2 separate regions of the Homo sapiens genome follow, and region 2 is linked to region 1. A link is a loop called in an ENCODE intact Hi-C map of the cell type or tissue named here. Cell type or tissue: gastrocnemius medialis. All regions are shown on one strand. Each heading gives the region's core, and the rest is flanking DNA. Links, peaks and the distances in the headings are about the cores only. Region 1 overlaps PCSK6 (proprotein convertase subtilisin/kexin type 6). Region 2 overlaps PCSK6 (proprotein convertase subtilisin/kexin type 6).

Evidence for each region. Hi-C counts contacts between places; a loop is a spot of excess contacts. Peaks named below come from ENCODE experiments on the same cell type or tissue, not always from the same donor. Only the 100,000 strongest peaks of a DNase experiment are listed, where the experiment ranks them.
Region 2: a loop joins it to region 1, with 3 times the contacts of the local background. A loop is called at or near these places in 5 of 110 quality-filtered maps.

The regions. Positions count from the first base shown.
Region 1 is chr15:101,296,909-101,305,241 of GRCh38, forward strand. It overlaps PCSK6 (proprotein convertase subtilisin/kexin type 6), which reads right to left. Exons shown (of 22, transcript NM_002570.5): 22 at 7,025-8,333. It overlaps SNRPA1-DT (SNRPA1 divergent transcript), which reads left to right. Exons shown (of 2, transcript NR_186319.1): 2 at 6,551-8,333. Among named protein-coding and RNA genes, the nearest start is that of SNRPA1-DT, 5.7 kb to the left of the region's middle. In gastrocnemius medialis, for the core only: a CTCF peak has its summit at 3,563 (motif pointing right); no DNase peak of the experiment used is centred there.
Region 2 is chr15:101,434,961-101,443,293 of GRCh38, forward strand. All of the region lies in intron 2 of PCSK6 (proprotein convertase subtilisin/kexin type 6), which reads right to left. Among named protein-coding and RNA genes, the nearest start is that of PCSK6, 51 kb to the right of the region's middle. In gastrocnemius medialis, for the core only: a CTCF peak has its summit at 4,496; a DNase peak (open chromatin) is centred at 4,531; H3K4me3 peaks cover 763 bases; H3K27ac peaks cover 623 bases.

The DNA.
Region 1 (8,333 bases), core at 20-8,019:
CACCTGCCTCAGACTCCCACAGTGCTGGGATTACAGGCGTGAGCCGCCTCGCCTGGCTGAGAAGTTTCCAAGTTTTATGTAGTTCAATTATTTTCTTTAGGTTAGTGGATTGGGTGTGTGTGCATGTGCATGTGCCTTAGGAAATCTTCCCTTACCCCCATCATATTTTCCTATGTGGTCTACTAGACGATTGTTTTGCTTTTCACATTTAGTTCTGCAATCCACCCGGAGATGATTCTCCTTGAACTTTTATTGAAGTATGATATACATATAGAAGAATGCAAACTGAACACACCCAACCAACTAGCATCCTCGTAAGAACAGGACATTGCCACATTCCAGAAGCCCTCCTCCTGTCTTCATCTAGTCACCACCCTTGCCCCAAGGGTAACCATTATCCTGCCATCTTGTATAGATTTGCTTTATCTAGTTTTGTATTTATGCAAATGAAGTACCTTGCATATTTTTTGCTAAACATTATGTTTGTGTGTAGATGTAGTTAATCTATTCTCACTGTAATATGGTATTTCATTGTGGATGTTTTACAATTTACTTATCCATTCTGCTGTTGATGAACATTTGGGTAATTTTCACTCTTTTATATTATAAATAGTGTACCTACAAACTCAATAATATATATCTTTATGTGAACACATATACTGATATACTCCCAGGGATGGAATTACTGGGTCATAGGGCTTACTTATGTTCAGCTTAAGTAGGACATAGTTTTCCAAAGTGGTTGCCAACTTAAACTCCTTGCTAACGTTTAGTATTGTCTTTTTAATCTTAGCCATTCTGGTAGATAGGTAATGGTATGAAATTGTGGTTTTAACTGTATTTCCCTAATTACTAACACAATTGAGAACTTTAAAAAATATATTTATGTTTGTTTGGATAACCTCTTTAATGAAGTGTCTGCTTAGGTGTTTTGCCCATTTTTCTATTGGGCTTTATTTTTAAACTGATTTGTAGGAGCTCTTTATATTTTTTCAATAGGAACCTTGTGAGCTATGTCTGTAGTGAGTATCTTCCCCCTGTGGCTTGGGTTTTCACTCTCTTAATGGTATCTTTTGATGAATAGAGGTTCTTCATTTTAATACAGTCTGATTTATGAACCGTTCCCTATACAGCTAATAGTTTTCGAGTACGCTGTGAGAAACTTTTGCCTACTCCAAAATTATATTTTCTTCTAAAAGCTTTCTTCTTCCACCTTGTCCATTTAGATCTGCAGTCTCTCTGGCCTAGATTTTTGTGCATAGTCTAAGGTAGGGAAGAAGATATATTTTTCCCCATATGGATATTTGGTGGACCCAGCACCATTTATTGAAAAGACCATCTTCTCCCCCACTGCTCTGCAGAGCAGCTCTTTTCAAAAATCAAGTGTCCAAATATGTGAGGGCCTCTGCTTCTGAACTAGCTGTTCTTTTCCATGGGTTTAGTCAGCTATCCTTGCAGAATACAAGCTTTAGAAAAAGACTTGGTATTTGTCCCTCAAAAAAAGCTCCCATTTTTTTCTCAGATTATCTAGTAGTTATCTGATTATTCTAATCCTTTGCATGTGAACATAAATTATAGATATATGTGAAAAAGCACCCATGATTTGATTTGTAGTGTGTTGGATCTGTAGAAGAATTTGGAGAGAATTAATATCTTTACAATATGAAGTATTCCAATCAATGGGCATATTATAGCCCTACATTTATTGAGGCACTCTTTAATTTCAGCAGCATCCTGCAGATTTTGTGTCAAGGCCTTGTATATCCTTTACTAGATTGTCTAGATATTTGATAGATTTTGATGCTACTGTAAATAGTACCTTTTGTTTAAAAACTCCATTTTCTAATCATTAGTTTGATATATTTAAATACAGCAGATTTTTGTATATTGGCGTTACATCCAGCGATCTTGTGAAATTTACTTAAGTTTATCTGTAACCATTCTTGTGGATTTTCTACATACATAACCATGCTATTTGAGAATAATGATAGTTGGCTGGGCGTGGTGGCTCACGCCTGTAATCCCAGCACTATGGGAGGCTGAGGTGGGTGGGTCACCTGAGGTCAGGAGTTTGAGACCAGCCTGGCCAACATGGTGAAACCCCGCCTCTACTAAAAATACAAAAATTAGCCGGGTGTGGTGGCACGTACCTGTAATCCCAGCTACTTGGGAGGCTGAGGCACGAGAATCACTTGAATCAGGGAGGCGGAGGTTGCAGTGAGTGAAGATCATGCCATTGCACTCCAGCCTGGGCAACAGAGTGAGACTCGGTCTCAAAAAAAAAAAAAAAAAAAAAAAAAAAAGATAGTTTTATTTCCTCCTTTCCAATTATTATACTGGTTCTGTATTTTTTGCCCTGTTACACTGGCTGGGATCTTTAGCACAATGTTGAACAGCGGTGGTAGTGGATATGCTTTGGCAGGCATCACTTCATAGCCCGGAAGAAAACTCTAACCAATGATCGTTAACATCACCAATAATGGAACAGATCGTGTACTCCCTGCTAGAATGCAGACAGAACACAGAATCAGCCTGTGAGATTCGTGTCAAAGATGCATGACTTGACTCAAAACGTGAGGAACCCTCAGACAAGTGCACAGCGAAGGGCAGCCTACAAATAACTGGCCTATAGTCTTTAAAAGCTTCCACATCATGAGGCAAGGAGACTGAGGAACTGTTCCAGATGGAAGAACATTAAAGAGACATGATGACTAAGTGAAAAGTGTGTTTCTAAACCAGACCATTTTGCTAAGAACTTTATTGGGACAACTGGCAGAACTAGAATTCAGTCAGAGGGTTGATGGTAATAACATACCGATGTTAATTTCCTGAGTCTGATGGCTGTGCCGGAGAATGTCGTTGTTCATAGGAAATACCCACTGAAGTATTGGCGGGGGGGGGGCGGTCATAGGGTATATCGGCAACTTACTCTCAAATTGGGAGGGAATTTCTTTGTATTGTACTTGGAACTTCTTTGTTTTCTGAGATGGAGTCTCGCTCTGTTGCCCAGGCTGGAGTACAGTGGCGGAATCTCGGCTCACTGCAACCTCCGCCTCATGAGGAATAACATGAGGTTCAAGTGATTCTCGTGCCTCAGCCTCTCAAGTAGCTGGGATTACAGGCGCTCGCCACCATGCCTGGCTGATTTTTATATTTTTAGTAGAGACGGGGTTTTGTCATGTTTGCCAGGCTGGTCTTGAGCTCCTGACCTAAGAAGTGATTTCCCCTGCCCCCTGTCCCTGCCTCGGCCTCCCAAAGTGCTGGGATTACAGGCCTGAGCCATCACACCTGCCCCGGTCACTGCAACTTTTGTTTAACTAAAAAAACTAAAAAAGTTAAACAAAATAACTAAAGAATTAAAATAACTTTAAAAAGTTAAAATAACTAAAAAAATTAAAATAACAAGTTAAAATAACTAAGAAATAAAATAACTTAAAAGTTAAAATAACTAAAAATTTAAACAAAATAACTAAAAATGTTAAACAAAATAACTGAATAATGAAAAAATTAAACAAAATAAAACCTCAACTTCATTTAATTCCAGAGAGGACCACCAGGTGGAGTCCTTAGGCTGGAGAGCTGGTTTTAACTTGGGGCCCTTCTGTTGCTGTGTTTAAAAAAAAAAAAGAGTGGGGTGGTATCTCTTTACTTTAAAAAGGGAAAGTTGTACAAGTTTCCCTTCAGCATAGGAACAGGGACAGAAGTCAAACCATATGTGGTTTTATTCATTGAGGGTATCTCTATGAAGTTGCAAACAATTTTCTTTTTTGATTCCATTTCTTTTGGCCGGAATTTCTCAACCTCGGCACTATTGACATTTTGGTCTGGACAGTTCTTTGTCATGGGGGCTGCTGTGCATTGCAGGGTGCTTAGCAGCATTCCTGGCCTCCACCCACTGGATGTGAGTACATCCTTCCAGTTGTGACAACCCAAAATGTCTCCAGACGTTGCCAAATGTCCCCTGGAAGACAAAAGTCATCCCTGGTTGAGAACCACTATTTTGGCAACAGGATGTTCTCTGCCCTGGGCACTTTGGTTCCTGTTGTTTCAAAAGGGAGTCTAAGATATCTGGTCACCCTTAGTGTGGCTGGTCTGTAGTGGTGAGGGGCTTTGGATGGTGGGACTGAATCCTAGGATCTAAGGTGGGTGCTCAGTGCTGTACCATCTAAGGATGCTGTTCTGTGCTCAGATAAGCCACAAAGCCTGGGGTGTCAGGAAAGGACTTAAACAGCCAACCAGGAAGGATAGAGTCTGGGGTTCGTGCGAGGAAAGCAACAGTGAAGGCTGGGGTAGGGGAGCAGATTCTTCCTTTCCCCCCAGCAGCCAGTGCCCAGTGGCCTCCCAGCTGGCTGGGCAGAACCTTAAGATGCTAGAGAATGGCCTTGGTGTATACTTTCCATCACCCCTGCTTGTTCTTATTAAAATGTTTTTCTTTCCTGTTCTCCACCTCCTTTTTCCATCCTCTGATCTGAACCTCTGGCCCTCACCTGCTCTCGGGGGCCCCAACATACTCCAAGCTTTTAGGCAAAAGGCCCTCTCCAGCCATAGTATCAATAATGCAAATGCAGTGGAGGGTGGTCTCCCCAAGTTCAAGGACACTCCACTCCTAGACTCATTTAGACCATGTTGCTATCTATCTATCTATCTATCTATCTATCTATCTATCTATCATCTATCAATCTATCATCTATCTATCTATCTCTGTCGTTTTTGATTGATTGATTGAGACAGGGTCTCGCTCTATTTCTCAGGCTGGCTGCAAATGCCTGGGCTCAAGCCATCCTCTTGCTTCTAACCTCTCAGAATGTTAGGATTACAGGTGTGAGCCACTGTGGCTGGCCCTTTTATTTTTTTAAGTTCTGTCCACCCCCCCTCCCATTTCAGGTGTGTCTTCTGTACAAAGTGCCATTCTCACCAGTCCTTTGAAGAGTCGCAAGATACAAAGTCAGTAGTGGCCTGGGAGGGATGGGGATGTACACATGGGGTCCACTGTGAGGTGCCAAAGAATTTGGGGATAAGGTCAGGTAAACATCACCCCCTGAAAATAAAGCTAGTTTAAAACAAATGCATCATGGCTGCATTTGGGCAGCTGCAGAACGACGCCCCTCCTGCAGCCAGCCAGCTTCCTTCCCTGGGCCCGGTGGGGAGCAACTTTGCCAATGTGCAGCCCCAGGCAAGGCATTCACTTCTGTGGGTCTCAGTGTCCTTGTCTGGGAAATGACAGGTTTAGAGGAGGTGATCCATGATCCTGTCACTTAAAATCCATACACATATCCTGCCAGAGTCCAGACAATTTTAACCTCAAGGTCGGACCACTTGTGAGCAGACATTATATGTAGTTGGTCTCTTTCAACAAGGTGGAGTTTAGTCATTAGGACTTTGTGAACAACTTCTCAACTCCCCACCCGACTTGTCAGCCCCAAGCTGGGCTTGCCTGGCTTAGCCACTCGACGAGGCTGCCTGGTTGGCTTTCCTGTAGTTGTATCTCCCTTTGGGAGATAAAGGGAGTTTCTTCCCTTTTTTTTTTTTTTTTTTTTTTGAGACGCAGCTTCGTTCTTGTTGCCCAGGCTGGAGTACAGTGGTGCAATCTTGGCTCACTGCAGCTTCACCTCCTGGGTTCAAGCGATTCTCCTGCCTCAGCCTCCCGAGTAGCTGGGATTACAGGTGTCACCACCACGCATGGCTAATTTTTGTATTTTTAGTAGAGATGGGGTTTCACTGTGTTGGCCAGGCTGGTCTCGAACTCCTGACCTCAGGTGATCCGCCTGCCTCGGCCTCCCAAAATGCTGGGATTACAGGTGTGAGCCACCATGCCCGGCCAGGAGTTTATTTCTGATTCAGCTGCAAACATGGTAGACTGTAAGCTCTCAGTGGGCAGCTCGGATTTGCTGGTATCTGGGCTCTAGGGTCTAAAAGGCTGCCTGGCACCAGCAGCACTTAACAAGTTACTTTTAATTCAAGGTCGGTCTCATGGGCGGGGCAAGGGGTTGAATGTTCATCCCAAACACACTTATTCCTTCACTGCCTCACACGCACAACTCTGGTCAATTGGTGCTTGTGGTGGCCAGCTGTTGGGTTGTGTGACTTGCCCTGCCTTCTGAGAGCTGCACACTGCTCCCCTCCTCTGCTGCAGAGCTCCCTGCAGCCATATTCTGCTGCACAAGCCTGTCCTTGTAGCCACAGCTGATGACACAGGGAGAGTACCCATGTAAGGCAGGCTGACCAAGTCCTGTCCCTGGGAAAAGAAGAGCCAAGAAACAGACCCAGAAAGTTGGCCTGAGGGGTTGGATTTGTACCAGTTTTACCTGGAAGATGCTGGAGGTCTTGTCATTTGTCCCATCAACTGGAGAAGGCGGCCATGGAGAGAAGGGCAGTGCTGCCGTACAGAGAGGGTCCAGGTGACATTTAATGCCGGCTCCAGCTTTCCCAAGGCTCTGCTGCACCCCTCCCTGAAATTCTGAATCCACTCTGGATTCTCAAAACAACGCCCCTCACCCACTCTTGTTTTCACCTAAGTCATTTCTAGTTGGTGCGTTTCCTTTACTTGCAGCCAAAGGATTCCTAGCAAGTACAAGCTTCTGACTTCACAGAGAGGCCATGGTAAACATCCCAAGGAGTGCATCAGCCATGGGTTCAGGGATTTCAGCCACTGCATAGAAGACAAGCTGTAACCTAATTCAATCACACTTGGCAGCAACCGGTGAAGAGGCAGTCTGGGCTCTGGGGAGCTCCCCCGTGACAGATGGAAGGGGCCCCTACATCTGGAGAGGCTCTAGAACCTCCTCCCAGTGAGGCTAACGTGGTCTGAAGGGGTCTCTTTGCCCAGTGACATTCTGGGGTTGGGATCTGGGATTTCCTCCATTGCTTCCTTACATCAACATTTGCTAAAGCTCAAAAGAAGACCTTCCACGTAATGACATCAAACAGATCTGAAACCACAGTTAAAGTAACGTCCACTTAACACTTGGTCAGCACTCATGTTTCATTTTGTGTGCCGTGGAAAGAAATACAGGCTCCTGTGCCATGGGATGTTAACTCTTTTATTAATTTAGGGTTAACATTGTACTTGCTTCATTGATTTCTCTTTCAGAGTTGTAGATTCAATAAACAACATCTGGGTTCTCTCCAGCTCACAGGTGACAAGGCAAATGCACTGTCGTCAAACAGGGGAGCAGGACAATATGGAGAAAGACGAGGTCGAAAAAATTTAAGGCAAATGTTACTTCCCTATTCAAGGGAATTGATCAAGCAGATCTGTGCATTTCAATGAAAATATATGAAATATTTGTCAAAATAATTAACATCGGTAAAAATTAGAACATGTAGCTTATAAAATGCCTACACAGGTTTGGCAGAATAAATCCAACTGTGTCATGTAGGCTTGTAATATACACAGACACAGGAGTTTCCACCTTAAAAACGAGTCTTCTGAAGGGCAGAGGCCAAATGTATTTTAAAAGCAATTCCATAAAATGGGAAGTGATGGATGATTAACAATGCATGGCTGGCTTTACATTTTGTTCAGAGGAATTGCTTGGCCATCGGGGTACCTTTTGGCTGGCCACAGAATGCCTCCTGTTGCCTCTCCTCAGAAGGCTCTGCATCAGGTCGAGGTGGTCGTTCAGGCCATGAGACTCCTGAAGACACAGACAGAACACGGTAACAAGGAGAGCTCGGCTTGCTCAAAGGAGAGCGCTGCGGGGGATAGAATCTTCTGGTCTGGCTTTGGAATTGGACTTTCTAAGCCACTGCTGCAGTTTCAGAAGTAGCTGACTATGTAGAAATAGATACTCCGGCCCCAGTGGTCATACATTTTATGCCCTCAAACCTATCTTATTTATAGTCTGACCAAACCGTCCCCAGACTGCTCAGTGGCAGGCAACGAGCAGGTAGACTGCTGGCCCTTTGTCACATGTGAGGATGGCCCAGGGTTCGCCAGCTGGGCCGGGGAGATTTACTACACAGCCGCAGAAAAGCACGGGGAGAAGAGTGATGTGTGATGCCAAGCGCCTTTCTTTTCTGCTTTGGTCTTGAAGATTCAGTAAACTTATGGTCCCAGAAGCTGCTCCAAAGCCAGAGCTGTGGATTCCCAGAATTCATTTTGTTCCTGTTAGTTTGTCGGAAGACTGGAGCCAACAAGCAGCATTTGAGAGGATATCACCATTTTAGGAACACCTCCTTAAGAGCCACCACCCACCTGGCTTGGGTGCTCAGAGATGCTGCTCCTGGGGAGATAAAGCTGTCAGGTGCAGGGCGCCGCTCCTGAAACAGACTCTGGCCGACAGTCTGGAGGAAGGTGGACGGATGGATGGATGGGAGTGCCTGCCCTCTGT
Region 2 (8,333 bases), core at 240-8,239, 140 kb after region 1:
GGGGTCACTTATTCTGTGGCTCACTCAACAAAAATGCACTGAGTCTTCCTGTGTGTCTGGCGCTAGGTTCTGGGAAGATCAGCATGAACATACCTGGTTCCCGGCCAGGACCAAAGTGCCTCCCCCTCCCATCCCCAGCTGGGATGCAAAGCTCTGCCTTCAATGCCCCCTCGGGGTGAAACCAGGAGCCACCTGGACACTCTGTGGAGGTCAGAGGTGTGTCACCAGCCCCAAACCAAGCGACTAAAACTCCAGCCCTCCCATCGAATGGAAGCAACCCTCACAGGTTGCAGTGAGCAGAGATTGCACCATTGCACTCCAGCCTGGGTGACAGAGTGAGACTCTGTCTCAAAAAAAAAAAGAAAGAAAGAAAGAAAGAAAGAAAATGTGATTAGGTCTAAATGACTGCTAGATGACATCTGTTGACTTTTCTTGTGGAAAATCAACTATAAGTGATTTGGGGCAAAGGCAAGGTTTGCCAAATGCCACTTCTAGCCCAAACAGAAACCGTCTTTCTCTGCAAATCTGTAGAAAGTGCCAGGATTTCTTTAACGTCATACTTTGAAGATAGAACTTCACTCTGACCTTTTTATCCTTTTCTCTATTTTCCAAATGTATGTTTCCTGCTAAACATGCAGCACAGTTATAGATAAGCTACGCTCTGGGGCAGGGAGTTCTAATCATGAAGAAGGCTTCATCGTCTTCTCAAGACAGGTGCGCAGCAACACTTTCTTTTGTAGTGTGTGCTTCCTCCAGCTTCCTTCTCGAGAAGCCAAGTTAAAATGAGGCATCCGTTGACTGTCCCTCTGTTGATAAGACGAGGTAAAATCTAAGGATGTTCCTAAAGGGTAACATAAACAAGCAGAGACCCAGGAGGGGGCCCTGCCCGCGTTCCAGTAAATGGCTTGCCATGCTGCAGGCTGTCCATGCCACCGAGTTGTGATCCTTGTCCAAGCATCCTTTCAGCGAGCAGCCATGGGCAGCCTTGGCCCTGTCTTCTTCCCTGTGGGCCACAGGTGGGCCAGAAGCTTGCTGACATATCATTCCCAGGTGTGACAAGCGACAGGGGAGGGTGTTTTGAAACTTTCACTCATGAGCCAGTGTCACCAAAGAGAGCATGAAATCCCTCCCACTTGCACGTCCACCCAAAGCCACCATGTCCTTCTGCCCTAACTTCAAGCCTGTGCCTATTCAGAGGGGCCCTGCTGTGGCTCAGGAAGGCCCCTAGAAGTTCTTGGGAGCTGGAGAGTCCTAAAAGGAGAGGGGCTTCAGTCTTTGCTCTGAGATGGAGGGAAGGCCACGAAGGGCATACACAGGCACCCTCCCCCAGCGGTCCAGGGGTCCCACACAGCATCAAGGGAGTCAAGCTGCTGAGGTTCTTTGAAGTACGCACCGGCAGGGCTGCGGACACCAGGTTCACACAGGTTCTGCACAGTTGTAGCCAACGCAAGGGAGACAGCTCGGCCAGCTCTTTCTTTTCTCTTTTCTCCCTGGTTTCATCAAAGCGAAGGTTACTTTATTCTGTAACTGTGAAAGAACAAGGGGACTGCAAGCCAGACCTGACTGTCCACCAGGGCATATCAAGGGAGGGAGTCGGAGGCCATACCTCGGCACCCAGGAGCCACCAAGCTCCAAAGCCTCCTCCAGGAGAGAACAATCAGGGCACCGTAGAAAATAAGCCTGTTATTCTCTCTGTGTGGGAGGTGGGCACCCTGCCTGGGCCTCTCCCTCCACACTGTAAAGCAGGGGCTGGGACCGGTCCCTCTCTCAGAGCTTGTGCACTCAACAGTCTGTGGCGCTTAGATCTTGATTCCCATCAACCTTGACTGCTCTGAGCACCTCGCTGGGCCAACATCCAACCAGCTAAAGAGCTCAGTGAGAAAGCTGACTGGTGAATTTAAAGAAAGAAAAATCCCACTCCCCGACAAGTGCCCGTCACTGCATAATGTGCAACGTGGCCCTTCTCTCACTGACAGGCGACGATTCATGCAGCACACTGGAGCCATCTTGCCCTGGATCCCACAGTCCCTCAAGGAGTGGAAGGACAGGCTCGAGTCCCAGAAACCCCAGAACTGTATGCAAAATGGTGCCGGCATGAGCATGATGTCTTTTTTCCTCTGGAGAGCGAGAGGCCCCACAACTTCCAACAGCTTTTCAAAGGGGCCTGTGATTCCCCCAAATGGCTAAGAACCACTGAACCAAGCTAGACAGAGGCAGAAAGCAGATCCAAGTTCTCCGAGTGAGGGATTGGTCCTGTGGCTGTCATCTTCCAGCAGGGCAAGAGGGCCATCGTGACAAGTGAGAGACGATTACATGGTTTCGTGAGAGCCCATCATGGCGAGATGCCCAGGCCCACCTCCGGCGCAGCACTGGCTCACCTAGGGGTGGGGCCGGGAAACCCCAGGCTGCCATGGCAAACACACAGCGGGAACCCAGTGAGTAAGCCCGGGCAGTAGAGGAGGGGGAGGAGGAACCAGAAAATAAAGGACATTCTAACTCAGCCTAGAAAGCCACCCCCACCACCACCTCCCGTGTCATCCAGGCAGCTGCGAGCCCAGCTCCCTCCCCACTGCCTCCCCTGCAGCCATAACTGCAACAGCGTAGAGACCATTTCTTGAATTCTTTCCATTGAAGTTAAACTACAGGTGCCAGAAGACCCCTGCTTAACAGTCATGAGAGAGGGAAGTCCTCGCTCTGCCGATGACGGAAATGGGACAGTGCGTGTGAAAGCTCTTTGGGAAAGTAAAGCTACTCATTTGTAAGTTAGTTCTTATTTTGCTGAAAGGGGACAGAAGGTGCCCCTCTCCCCACCGCCCGCCACCCACCTCCACTCACTGACAACAGAAGAGGCAGCTGGAGCCCAGCTTCACCTATTGTTAGGGGCTGACCTGTGAACCCCTAAATTCTTATGTTGAAATCTTAACCCGGGGTAGCTCAGAACGTGACTGTAATGGGAGATAAGGGCCTTAAAGAGGTAGTTACGTTAATATGAGGTCATGATGCGGGGGACCCTAATCCAATCTGGCCAGTGTCCCATGAGAAGAGGAGATTAGGACAGAGCCACTCGCAGAGAGGGACAACCACGTGAGGATCAAGAGACCTCAGAAGAAACCAACCCTGCCAACGCCGTAATCTCAGTCTTCCAACCTTCCTAAGTGTGAGACAATACGGTTCTGCGGTTGAAGTCCCCGCATCCTGTGGGACTTTGTTACAACTGCCCCCGCAGACTAACAAACTATGAGGTCCAACACTGCTCAACGTGTCTGACATGCAGTCACTGTCTGTACCTCTGTTATTTTAGCTTCAGCAATACAGGATACAGCTTTGTCAACTGAAAACTATATTTAGGATTTTTCCATAATTTAGCCAAGGTGGGTCAGAATTTACTTCTAAAGTATTTACATAGAAAGAAGTTGCTTATGTTACACACAACTTGCTTATAGGAGTCACATCTCTGGAACTTGAGATATGCTTCAGGAAGCATTGTCTACTGTTCTCTGGGTTGCTGCTGGACTTGTAAGGGAGTAAAAGCAAATGATATGTGGCCTTGACCCTCGATAACCTCCTGTTGCATTGGCAAGAGATGGGCTTGCATGCTTTGAACTCCAAGTTCCTCTCTCCCGAGGCATCCGCACAGCAGCGTCAGTCCGCCTTCCCATCGCCTCTCCTCTGGTTCTGGAACACTGAACGCCCTCCCAAGCCTGACGATCCAGGTCCCCCAGGAACCACCTGCAGCTCCCCTGCCGACTCTGTCTGTCCCTGACAGATCCCAAACAAACTGAACTAGTCATCGTTCCCAACAAACACTGCTGTGTGCTCCTACTCTAGGGCCAGATCTAGAATACAAACATACGACTGCTAGAAGAGCAGGCCAAGTCCGCAGCCTCTGAGCAGGCTTCCTGGTGGCAGGGATATTGGAGCCCAGAGGGGAAGGTGGGGAAGAGAGCAACAGCAGGGGAAGGTGGGGAGCCGTCTGTGCAAAAGCTCTGCAGAGGGAAAAAGAGCGAAAGTCACCCGAGGAGGATCTTAAAGGCCAGTGGTGGCCGTATTTCAGAGGATCCCTCAGGAGCATGGGAGGTGACTGGCCGGGGCAAGGATGCCCACATGAGGCCAGCAAGGAGGGCAGTGCAGTGGTGCAGGCAAGAGATGACAGGAGCTGGGCCTAGGGCAGGAGACACAGGACATGGCAGGGCCAGGTTGTACGGGAGGTGGAACAAGTGTAGGGGGGAAGGAGAGGCCGCTGGCACTGCAGTGGAATGCGGATGAGCGCTTCCCTCTGAGACAGACTAGGGTCAGAGACAGTGAGCTGGGTTTGGGACATACTGACTTTGGATTGTCTTTGAGATATCTAAGCGGAAGGGCAGAGCATGTCGTGAAAGAATAAAATGCTGTCTTTTAAGGTAAATTTACACATTCAAACTTTTTACCAATTCCTAGCAGCCATGCCACTAGAACCAGCTGGGTGGTGCTGAAAATGTGAACAGCCAACTTGTCACTGTCATTCGATCACCCTCATGGGGGAGCAGTCCACCGTCCCCACGTGGGCAAATCCTCTGGGCCCTGGGCAGCTGCCTGGCCCTGCCCTCAGCCCATGACACAGTTCATCAACCCCTGAGACCAATGTGGTCACTTACTGTCTATGTGCTCTTGTCAGGAACTTTCTGTTTGTTTGCACTTTGAATTGCTCTAGCACACAAAACTGTTAGATAAAATTCCATCTGTGGTTAATGGAAAGATCTGCTTCAACATTGCATCACTGCTGGAAGGAAACCCGAGCTTTGATTAAACTCCGGGGGCAAAGTCCCATCCTACAAAACAGAATGCCTCCTCTGGTCCTTGCAATCATTTTGCAACTTCTAAGCTTTAAAGCACTGAAATGAAGCATTGAACCCAAGCCTCCTACGGCCCTAGAAGGAGCCACCAAGGCTCCCTCTGAACATCTTTATCCTTCCATTTCCATCACCAATCTGGCTGAGATCTGTAGGGAAGGAAAAGAGCTGAACCCAAGTCATCATGCTAAAATGTAAGGTCTGGAAGACACAGGCAGCAACGACTAACTATAAGCCAGCTTGGAACATAATCAGAACAAGTAATTTTAAAAAAATTTGTGAGCCCTTTCAGTGATTGGTCGACGCTTCTGTAATATCCACCCTTCTCCAGACTTTTGGCAAAAGAACAAGTTAAAAACAAATGCTTTCAGTTTGCTTAAATGACAAGCCTTGGAAAAACCCAGCGACCGATAACTGCACACTGCGAACACTTGGGCTGTTCCTCCAAGGACAGGGCTGAGTAACAAAGCAATCTGAGCAAAATGGCCCTTTTCAAAGACGGTAAGAAAAACATCAAGTAAAGGTAATTAAGAATGCAAGGAAAATGACTGTACCATTCCGGTACAGGATCAGTGCGAAGAAGATGCCTAATAAGTGTGCGTGCACACACGTGCTTAACAGAGTCCTGCTGCTGACACCCCCTTGAGTTTTGTTTTGCTTTCCCAAATGTACATTCTATCTGCTTTTATGTGACATGGGGTGGACTGTACATTCCATCACTTATCAAAGCACTCCTATACAATAGGGACTGGAACTAATTAAAATAAGATACCGTCTGCATTTGATGGAACTTTATCCTAAGCCCCATAACATTCATTTCCAGTTTGGTCATTTGAACACAATGGCAGCCTCGCATTCCGAAGTCTCTGAATAATATTAAATCATCTTTTCCTTTTGTTAATAATATTAATTACACAACTCTCCAGATGTGAAGGTATCATAAAAATGCTTTGCCAACGTAGGGAAACGTTCTGATGCACTGCAATAAAAGATAACACTAAATACTTCCATAAAACAGCTAATTTCACCAAGTGTTTAATTGTAATGACTGGGTGGAGTAAATATTAGTCAGACTGACAGCTAATTGATTTGGTTTGCATTAAAGCTAGACAAATTTAAACAGAGGTATTTCAGTTGCGATTCTGAATTCATAATCGGTTCAGATGTCTGTGTGCTTTCCCTGGGGCTAACAATTTAATTAGAACTATGAGAAACAATCAGCCAATCCTAGGAACGTTCCAGGAAGGCCTGGGATGCCCAGGCTGTTTACCTTTCTTCCTTTCTTCTTTACTGGCAGGATGCATTGATAGAAGCCTTGCCAGGAGCTTATTAAGAAGCTCTGTGAGAAGGAGATTTTTATTTGAAAAAATTTAACTGCTACGTTAGCCTTTGCCTAGGAAGTCTCTATCCTTCCTTCTGCTGACTTCGAGGAGACAACTAATGCCTGGGAATGCTTTGCCCTCAGACCCAAACTGAATATAGGACTTTTAACACACCTAAAATGGGTCAATCAAGCAGCTCAGGTGCTGCAGAGAGGAGGCAGGTCCAGGGTATGGTGGCCCTCAAGCCCCCCACAGAGTCTGTCTCTGCTGCCTCAGCCTGCCTTGCTCATGCACAGGTCTCCCATCCCCATCTTCACCGAGAACTCAGCAACACAGAGACCTGCTGGGCAGCTCTGCATTACTCAGGCACAGGGTCCTGCACTCAGCAGGTGCACCATTAATATTTTTGGAAGGAAGGGATGAGCAGTCGACCTGAGTACCTTTAAAAGTTTTAAAATATAGTCACCAACAACAGAGGATGTAGTCAAAACACAGATTAAGTCTCCTATTTCGACTCTGCCTTAGTTCTAACCATTAAGAATCTGCTTTATTAATTCTTGGAAGGCCTCATGGAAAGAAGACCAAGAAATCCACGGTCCCCGTCTCTTCTCAGAGCATGCTTATGAGATGGGCTTCCTGCATGCAAACAGCTTGCTTTCATTGTAACTATCCGCGTGGTGGCAATTCAACAACTCAAAAGACTTCAGTTGAAGAATGAGGATGTTTCTTCACACGGCAGATCAAGTGCTTGCTTAAAGTGAAAGTGTGGAGGGATGCTGCGTCGACCTCTTTCCTAGCTTAGAATTTCCTCCAAGATGACAGATGACGGTCTCTCAACCGCACAGAACTCACGCCTCCTCCGGGATCAGCCTATGCACCCTGTACAGAGGCTCCCTGCTGCTCAGTTTTCTACTGATCCACCCTTCCCCAAGTGCCCCACTCTTTGGGAAGGAGCAACTACAATCTGGCTTTTTTCCTAGAGGATTAAATATACTGGCCCCTTTGAAAAACATTCCTTCATGTTCCATGGTGTAAGCACAAGTAGACGTAATCTCACCCCCATGTGATGGGGTGAGACGGTGCATGTAAAGTGCCCAAGCACAGCCATCCCTTAGTAAACACTTAACTCCTTCCCTTGCTATGAAGGAATAATGGAATTAGCACAATGTTTCATATCTATCTCGTTCGACTTATCCGTATCTATCTATCCATCCATTCATCCATCCATCCACCCACCTATAAAACCAATCCAGAAATATATTCAAGACAAGTCTGTCTTTTCACAGCCCAGGTCCATGGGTGAGCTCCATGGGGACCACTTCCTCATATGCTTCAAATCAAAACCCTCACCATGCGATGCCCCAGAGAAGGATAATTCAGGTACAGAGCCCAGAGATAACGCGTCTCTCCAACAGATCCCTGCTCAGTCAATACAAAAAGAGCCCTGATTGTCATTGAAGCAGGTGGGTTGGGGCAACACCAAGAACCCATTTTTCCATAAAAACTTTACTCTAAGTATTTTCTGGAAATAGCTGAAATAATATTGTGCACCAGCCAGGGGGCCCAAACAAACATCTAGTATATACGTTAACTTTTAAGAGAAGATGATTTCTGTGACCTAAAACTATGATTTACCAATGACCTCCGTTCCTTGCTGGGGCTGCTACTGCTTCTCACGTGAACTTCATTTTCCTTCTCAGCACTCATCGCCCTGTGACATATCACATATTTTTCTATTTCCTGCTTCGTTTTCTGTCAGCCCTGCCGCCAGCTCCACGGGCCCTGCTATGGACAGAGCCAGCCACATGGAAGGTATTCCAAAAATACCTGCCAAATGAATGAACTCACTGGAGGCTCACTTGGCCATCTTAAATTTTTAATCTTGACACATAACTGTTGATTGATCTTTCTCAAATATTAATTTCAAATCTATGCAGAAAGGAAGTATAATTAACCACCCAATAAATACGGGTTATGTTAAAATTTAAAATGTTAGCCTCCTTTCAAATCGCATTTGTTTTAATCCTGAAGATCATGTGAATCTTTGAGGAAAAAAAGTCATAGTTACTGCCTCAGTTTTCAAATTCATAGTAACCATTAACATACATGTTATGACAACCACAAAAACATCCACCTGCCTGATCTCTAATTTCATTATTAAAATACTTGCTTGAATTGCTTA